Regions from separate parts of the Homo sapiens genome. Here region 1 is linked to region 2. A link is a contact called in ENCODE Hi-C or POLR2A ChIA-PET data. All regions are on one chromosome and are shown on one strand. The core of a region is the stretch at or near the end of the contact, and the rest is flanking DNA. Distances in the headings are between cores, read along the strand shown. Region 1 overlaps RRM1 (ribonucleotide reductase catalytic subunit M1). Region 2 overlaps RHOG (ras homolog family member G).

Evidence for each region. Hi-C counts contacts between places; a loop is a spot of excess contacts on that map. ChIA-PET counts read pairs that join two places held with the same protein, here RNA polymerase II (POLR2A). Pooled maps may share reads with other maps.
Region 1: POLR2A ChIA-PET joins it to region 2 with 10 read pairs in BJ. The contact joins two enhancer-like sites. A Hi-C loop is called at or near these places in 1 of 50 pooled maps. POLR2A ChIA-PET finds 5 or more read pairs at or near these places in 3 of 52 experiments (AG04449, BJ and activated T-cell).

The regions. Positions count from the first base shown.
Region 1 is chr11:4,133,079-4,137,228 of GRCh38, forward strand. RRM1 (ribonucleotide reductase catalytic subunit M1) reads left to right here. Exons shown (of 19, transcript NM_001033.5): 17 at 485-580; 18 at 2,004-2,192. Among named protein-coding and RNA genes, the nearest start is that of RRM1, 40 kb to the left of the region's middle. Within about 2 kb of position 1,958, at least 2 of the 41 ENCODE cell types and tissues checked have a DNase peak (open chromatin) inside an H3K27ac peak, as active enhancers do.
Region 2 is chr11:3,830,586-3,834,487 of GRCh38, forward strand. The region is part of intron 1 of RHOG (ras homolog family member G); the gene reads right to left. Among named protein-coding and RNA genes, the nearest start is that of RHOG, 8.4 kb to the right of the region's middle. Within about 2 kb of position 1,251, at least 11 of the 41 ENCODE cell types and tissues checked have a DNase peak (open chromatin) inside an H3K27ac peak, as active enhancers do.

The sequences.
Region 1 (4,150 bases), core at 708-3,207, 300 kb after region 2:
TAATTGACAATAAAAATTGTGTATAAAACCAAGGTATACAGTGTAATGATTAGATATGTGTATATATTATATAACGATTACCACACCACAATGTTTTTGTTGTCGATACTGTTTTTGAGAAAATGTCTCACTTTGTCACCCAGGCTGGAGTGCAGTGGCATGATCTTGGCTCACTGCAGCCTCTGCCTCCTGGGTTCAAGCAATTCTCATGCCTCAGCCTCCTGAGTAGCTGGGATTACAGGCATGCTGCGCCACCATGCCTGGCTAATTATATTGTTTCTTGAATAACAGATGTCAAGATCTTAAAGGAATATAGCTTTCGTGTGGTGGCATTGATGTCTCGTCTTTATAAAAGATAGAATTTACCAAGCAATCTAGCATTAAATAACTCTTAAGTGATTTTAGTTTAAGCTTCAAAGCTGTAGTCTTTTCTAAGCAGTCACTGTTATTTATTTCTTCATACATTTTCTGCTTTTCCATTCAGATTGTAAATCCTCACTTATTGAAAGATCTTACCGAGCGGGGCCTATGGCATGAAGAGATGAAAAACCAGATTATTGCATGCAATGGCTCTATTCAGGTATAGAATGAAAATGAAGTGTGCTCTGCAGGGGCTGAGTTGGACATTGTGGTACCTCCTCACTCATGCTAGACAATGGAGAGAATGACTTCATTGTGTTCATCTAGGTTTTGCTTGTGTAGCTCTGTTCACCTCTGCATTGTTGTGCTAGGATTGTACACATCTTTACATAACCCTTACCATCTTGTTTTTATGCAATAATATAAAAAAGTAGTTCTCAATTTTTCTGCATCTTAGAATCAACTGGGGAGCTTTTAAAATCCTGAAGCTTAGGTTGCATTCCTTACCAATTAAATGTCTAGGAACAGGAACCAGACATCAATTTTTTTTTTTTTTTTTTTTTTTTGAGACGAAGTCTCTGTCGCCCAGGCTGGAGTGCAGTGGTGGAATCATGGCTCACTGCAACCTCTGCCTCCTAGGTTCAAGCGATTCTCCTGCCTCAGCCTCCCAAGTAGCTGGGATTACAGGTGCCTGCCACCACGCCCGGCTGTTTTTTGTATTTTTAGTAGAGACAGGGTTTCACCATATTGGCCAGGCTCCTGACCTCAGGTGATCCGCCTGCCTTGGCCTCCCAGGGTGCTAGGATTACATGCATGAGCCACCGTGCCTGGCCTCAGACATCAATAATTTTTAAAGATTCTTTTGGTGATTCCAAAGTATATCAAAATTTGGGGGATCATAGATAGAAAGACTGAAATTAAGAGAGTCAAGCTTAATTAAAAATCATGGTTGACGACTGATAGTCCAAAAGACAGAGTCACAAATCGTGTAAATATTTGCAACTAAGAGTCAAGAGGCATTTATTTGCAGATAGAGGTGTCTGGCTAAATGTTGGTCTGCTTAGCAACACAGATGAAGAGTCCTATAACAGTTCCATATTTAATGACAGAAACTGTAGCATTAGCCAGTCTGTGTGTTTTAATGAAAGTTAACCCTAGGCCTAAGAAAACCTGATTTTGGATTCCAAAGGGAGTTTGAAATCCTAGCTTATTTAAAGGGTTTTATCTCATTGCTTCCCTTGGTCCCTGTGAATTACAGCCCTTATTTTTTGTGTTTTCTGCAAAACTCAAGGGTCATTTATTGCTGCTTAGCTCTGACTTTTCCTTTCTTTAAGTGCCTCTAGAAGAATGAATGTTTGGGTCATAAATCAATTAAAAAATTAAAAAATTGGTTTATGACCAACAAAAAAGGGATGCTGAAATTACTATCACCAGATTGATATTTGGTTGGTTAGATGGGGGTTTTGTTCAACTTTCTAAATAGTCTTGGTAAACTTGATAAGGATCATATCATATGATACTGAATGGTAAGGTCAGATCTGGCAGGAAGTAAAATGAAGATCAAAGCTTGTGTCACTATTCTATTAATCATACACTGCTTTCTTTAACTGGAGTAAAGTAAACATTGGGTTTTCCTTCTTTAGAGCATACCAGAAATTCCTGATGACCTGAAGCAACTTTATAAAACTGTGTGGGAAATCTCTCAGAAAACTGTTCTCAAGATGGCAGCTGAGAGAGGTGCTTTCATTGATCAAAGCCAATCTTTGAACATCCACATTGCTGAGCCTAACTATGGCAAACTCACTAGTATGCACTTCTACGGCTGGAAGCAGGTTGGTAGAGAATATCAAGGAGTACTTAATTGCCAGCTTGAGATATTTTGGCATTGGAATGATTTTATGTTTTAGCCACCTATTAAATATTATCACCTAGAAGTTCTTTAAGTTCAAATCCAGAACGTTAAAACCAACCCATGGTTTTTGTACCAGAACAGGGTCTTGCCTTGGATTTTCTTGTTTCTGTTAGGTTTATTTCCTTCTTAGGTTTGAAACCTTGTAGTTACCTGTGATGCTTTCCTTCCTTTACTGTCCGTACAATTACCAAGTTGTGTTGATTGTTCCTTTGTATTATTTCTTAAATATCTTCCTTCCTTTTCTGCTGCTGTTATTCTAAACTGACCTTATTGCTTCTAGGATCTCTGCTCCCAGCCATTTTGTGTGCATTACCACCATTCCTCAGATAAAACTTTGCACACGTCAACCCGCTATTCAAAAACATCCATTGTTTTCTCACTTTATAAAGTGAAAGCCAGCTTACTTAGCTAGTCGTTGCCAGCTGTAAAGTCTGGTGATTTTGGATTATGTTCTTATTCCCTGATAATGTATTGGGTATTTAAGTAGAATTATAAATTTGTTTTTTAATTTAACATTTATTGAACATCTAGTATGTGCCAGGACTGAGGATACTGAATAGAAGATGATGATCTTTATCTTTGAAGTCTTATAGTCTGTTGTTACACAGAGACACAGTCTAGCTCTCTAAACAGTTATAACCTAAGGCAGACATATTGTCTTGGGCAAACCTGGAAGTCATATGCATAAAAACAAAGACAAAAGAATAAAAATGTTTGACCTTTCCAAAGAGATAAGCCTGTTTTAGGAGTGAAAAGAACAGGATATTTCTGTCTGACTCACAAAGCATTTTTGAGAGTACTCCTAGAGGAGATAGAATTCCAAGTTTAAAAAAAGTTTGATCTGGTTCATGGGAATGTATTTTATTTTATGTATGTATGTATGTATTTTGAGACAGAGACTCACTCTGTTGCCCCGGCTGGAGTACAGCGGCATGATCTTGGCTCACTGCAACCTCTGTCCTGGGTTCAAGTGATTCTCATGTCTTAGCCTCCTGAGTAGCTAGGATCACAGGTGTGTGCCAACACACCTGGCTAATTTTTGTATTTTTATTAGAGATGGGGTTTTGCCATGTTGGCCAGGCTGGTCTCAAACTCCTGGCCTCAAGCAATTCACCTGCCTCGGCCTCCCAAAGTGCTCGAATTACAGGTGTGAGCCACTGTGCCTGGCCAGGAATGTATTTTATTTTATTTTAATATTATTGTTTTATTTTATTTTATACTTTTTTAGACGGAGTCTCGCTCTGTTGCCCAGGCTGGAGTGCAATGATACAGTCTTGGCTCACTGCAACCTCAGCCTCCTGAGTAGCTGAAATTTATAGGCATGTACTACCCCTCTTGGGGGATTACAGGCATGAGCCACAGCGCCCAGCCAGGAATGTATTTTTTTGTTTGTTTGTTTGTTTGTTTTTTCTTTTTATTTATTTATTTATTTATTTTTATTGATCATTCTTGGGTGTTTCTCACAGAGGGGGATTTGGCAGGGTCATAGGACAATAGTAGAGGGAGGGTCAGCAGATAAACAAGTGAACAAAGGTCTCTGGTTTTCCTAGGCAGAGGACCCTGCGGCCTTCCGCAGTGTTTGTGTCCCTGGGTACTTGAGATTAGGGAGTGGTGATGACTCTTAACGAGCATGCTGCCTTCAAGCATCTGTTTAACAAAGCACATCTTGCACCGCCCTTAATCCATTTAACCCTGAGTGGACACAGCACATGTTTCAGAGAGCACAGGGTTGGGGGTAAGGTCACTGATCAACAGGCTCACAAGGCAGAAGAATTTTTCTTAGTACAGAACAAAATGAAAAGTCTCCCGTGTCTACTTCTTTCTACACAGACACGGCAACCATCCGATTTCTCAATCTTTTCCCCACCTTTCCCGCCC
Region 2 (3,902 bases), core at 1-2,500:
GTCAAGGCTGCAGTGGGCTATGATCACACCACTGCACTCCAGCCTGTGCGACAGAGCAAGACCCTGTCTCAAAAAAAAAAAAATAAAAAGTAAGAGTTAATAATGTATAGAAGATGTCCAGCATGAGGTATGGCACATAGCAAGTGCCCAATAAATGGACTGCTGTATTTATGAGTGGGGTAAGTATGAGGAGTCCCAGCTCCAGCCAACATCTGGTTACCTCTGCAGGTCACAGGGCCTCGGGGAGATGAACTGCTTTTCTGAGTTCTGGAACACAGCTTCCAGAAACCCTGTGATTATTTACACTGCTATGGCAAGGATCCTTCTCTCATCAGCTACTTCCTCTTGGCCATGGGGGACTCTTGGTGGTCAATATGTGACTTCCTTTCCCTGACTGTCTCCCACAACCAGGGCCTGCTCCCTGAGAGGGGGCAGCCCTGTTTTAAACACAACCAAATCCCTGAGTATTCCTTATCCCTGGCTCCACCCAAGCACCATCAACACTAGCCCATTTTCTCCATTTCACTTGCTATACTGCAAGGCTGCACCCTGGTCTGGGAACCCCTTACCCCCCCAGCCTGGGCTCTCACCACTGGTTCAGAAGCTTCAAAAATCAATGACAAGTGGGGAAGAAAATCCCCACTGGGAAGTGGAAAAGAAACTTTCGTCATGTGGGGGCTGCAAAGGACCCAGGGCTTGGTCCCACCTCCCTCCCAGGCTACAGTTTGCCTTGGAATCAGCTGGGAGAGGAATGGTTTCACTCTATGAAGTTGTGTCTCTGGTTCACATTAAAAAATATTTCCATCCTATTTGCATGAATGAGAGAGAGTGTGTGTGTGTGTTTGTGCGCGTGCACGTGTGCATGCAACGTCAGGACATTCAGATAGAGACCCTCAGACAGTGGGTCAGGGAAGGGCATAAGGACCCTCTAGGCCAGTGGAGAGTCAAATAGAGACCTCAGACTGGAAGTTGAGAGACCTAAGTTCTAACCCCAGCTCTGCTGACTCACTATAACCAAGCATGAGGCATTTACGCTTGCTGGGCCTCAGTTTTCCTATCCAGGAATTAGAGATTAAAATGGTTGTTACAAGAGCACTAGGTGGATGAACTAAGACTTAAAGCTCCTTGGAGGCAGGGGGCATTATTTGTGCCCAGCGGATTACGTGGGAAGCCTTGACATTCAAAGCAGAACTCCTGGGCCTGTAATCTTCAGTTCCACACAGAGCAGGAGAGTGGGTGTTGACAGTATGACTGAAAAGCCCAGCACTGGGCTGGCCCAGGCAGGAAGGCAAGGAGGGAACTCCGGCTGGCTGTCACAAGGCCCAAGAGACTGGAAGTACAGCTCTCTAAAGAGGTGGTTATCAACTAGCAATCAGTAAATCAGCTCTCAAAGGAGAGGGGAAGGACAGCGTAGCTTCCGGGCTGGGAAGGGAACGAGGACCGACACTGGAAAAGGATGATGAGTATGGTAGTGTCCAGAAACAAGCAGAGCAAAGGCAGTGTGGTATAGGGCCAAGAGTACTGGATACCTGACTCTGATGTCTTGAGTTTATCTGCCGACCTTGACCCTTGATAAAAAAGCCCTCATATGGTATAAGCCTTTATAGGTCACATGTTATTATGTCATTTGACCTTTATAACAACCTGTTAGTACTATGCCTATTCTACAGATGAGGAAACAAATTCAGAACAGTAAAAGTAACTCAACATCACACAGCTAGTTAGTGTGGGAGCCAGAACACAAACCCAGTTTTGTGACCCAAAGTCCTGTGTTTTCCTTGGTGCATCATACAGTCTTCAAGTTACCCCTTACCAGCTAACTGTGTGACCTTGATCAGGTAAGTTACTGCCCTTCCTGGAGCCTCTGTTTCTTTATCTGTACAGTAGAAGTAATAATAGTACCCCTCCCAGCCTCAAGGGCAGCATCAAGGAACCTGACCATGGGAATGAATACACTTTGTAAACTGAAGTGCTGTACACACAGGAGGTGACAGGAGCAAAGCCTTTCATCCCAGAAGGCAGGAAGCACTGAGTATGCCTGTATCTGTGGTAGGGGATCAGCCCAGTCCTCCCTACTCAGGTCTAGTTCAGACCTTTATCCTCTCTCCCAAAACAACTCTTCTTTCTGAAATCCTCTGGCCTGAACTGGGTTGAATAAGTTACCATAGCCCATTTCAGGAGGGCATATAGAGTCTAAACTGTGCCAAACAGGAAGAAGGGATGTCAGTGCTGCAGGACACCAAACCAGGAGTGTGACCTATCTGGAGCGGGGTTCAACAATGACTTATTCACTAAGTGGCTTTTTCAAAAGAATCATTAAGCCCAGCTCAGTGGTGCACCTGCAGTCCCAGCTACTAGGGAGGCTGGGCCCAGGAGTGAAGGGTTGTAGTGTGTACACTAGTCAAGGTTATCGTCCCTGTGAGTAGCCACTGCACTCCAGCCTGAGCAACACAGCAAGACCCCATGTCTCAAAAAAAAAAAAAGTTATTTAGTAAATCAATGGTTGCCAATCTGTTTTGTTTTGTTTTTTCTTTTGGAGCAAGGTCTTGTTCTGTTGCCCAGGCTGAAATGCAGTGGTGCCATCACAGCTCACTGTAGTCTCAACCTCCCAGGCTCAAGGCATCCTACCTCAGCCTCCTGAGTAGCTGGGACTACAGGCAGGCACCACCACACCTGGCTAATTTTTGTATTTTTAATGCATCTTTTTGTTTGTTTGTAGAGACAGGGTCTTGCCATGTTGCCCAGGCTGGTCTTGAACTCCTGGTCTCAAGTGATCCTCCTGACTAGCCCTCCCAAAGTGCTGGGATTATGGGCGTGGGCCACCATGCCTGGCCAGATCTGTATGTTATTAGACAAATTACAATGACTTATTCTGGCTTTTTAGTCCCAATTCAGATCATGCCTGGTCCCTCATACTGGCATTCAGAGTTCTTCACAATTTGATAAGGGATATTAGAGTTACGTAGACTTGGGTTTGAATCCTAGTTCTGCCTCTTACCAGCTGTGTGACCCTGAGCTTCTGATGATTTGCCTCTCTAAGCTTCAATTTCCTTATCTTTCAAATGCAGTGGCAACGTACAGTACCTACCACATAGCACTGTTATAAGGACTAAGTGCATTAATGTATAATATGTGCACAATGTAGGTACTTTGCAAGTGTGAGTTCCCAGCTCCCTGTTCCAGAGGGATTTTCAATGTCCTCTGCAAACAAGCCAGGATCATTCTTGCCTCTGAACTTTTACTCTTTGTTTTTCCCTCTGCTGCCATTCCCTCTCCCTTCTCTAATCTTCCTTACTCCTTAAGGCCTAACTTAAGTCTCACAGTTGCATAAGGTTACTGAATTCTTCTTTGGATATCCATTGCATGGCTACCTGTCGCCCAGGTTAGAGTGCAGTGTCGCGATCTCAGCTCACTGCAATCTCCACCTCCCGGGTTCAAGTGATTCTCCTGCCTCAGCCTCCTGAGTTATTGGGATTACATGCATGTGCCATCATGCCCAGCTAATTTTTGTATTTTTAGTAGAGACAGGATTTCATCATGTTGGCCAGGCTGGTCTTGAACACCTGGCCTCAAGTGATCCACCTGCCTTGGCCTCTGAAAGTGCTGGGATTACAGGAGTAAGCCACTGCACCCATGGCCACCCCTTTTAACCCTGCTTTGGCTCTGTGTGATTCTCCTTTTCCAACAGTCATACGTAAGTTTCCCAGCTGTACATGCCCTTCAGTACTGAAGCCTTGGCTTCTCTGGACTAAATGACAAAAAAAAACCTCTAAGTATAGGGCTAGGCACACAGGACTGTACAACCATTGCCTTTTGATCTGCTTGTACCAGCCCTCATCACTGAGATATGGAGAGACTTCTCTGAAGCCCAGTATCGGACACTCCCTGCCCACCCCCCAACA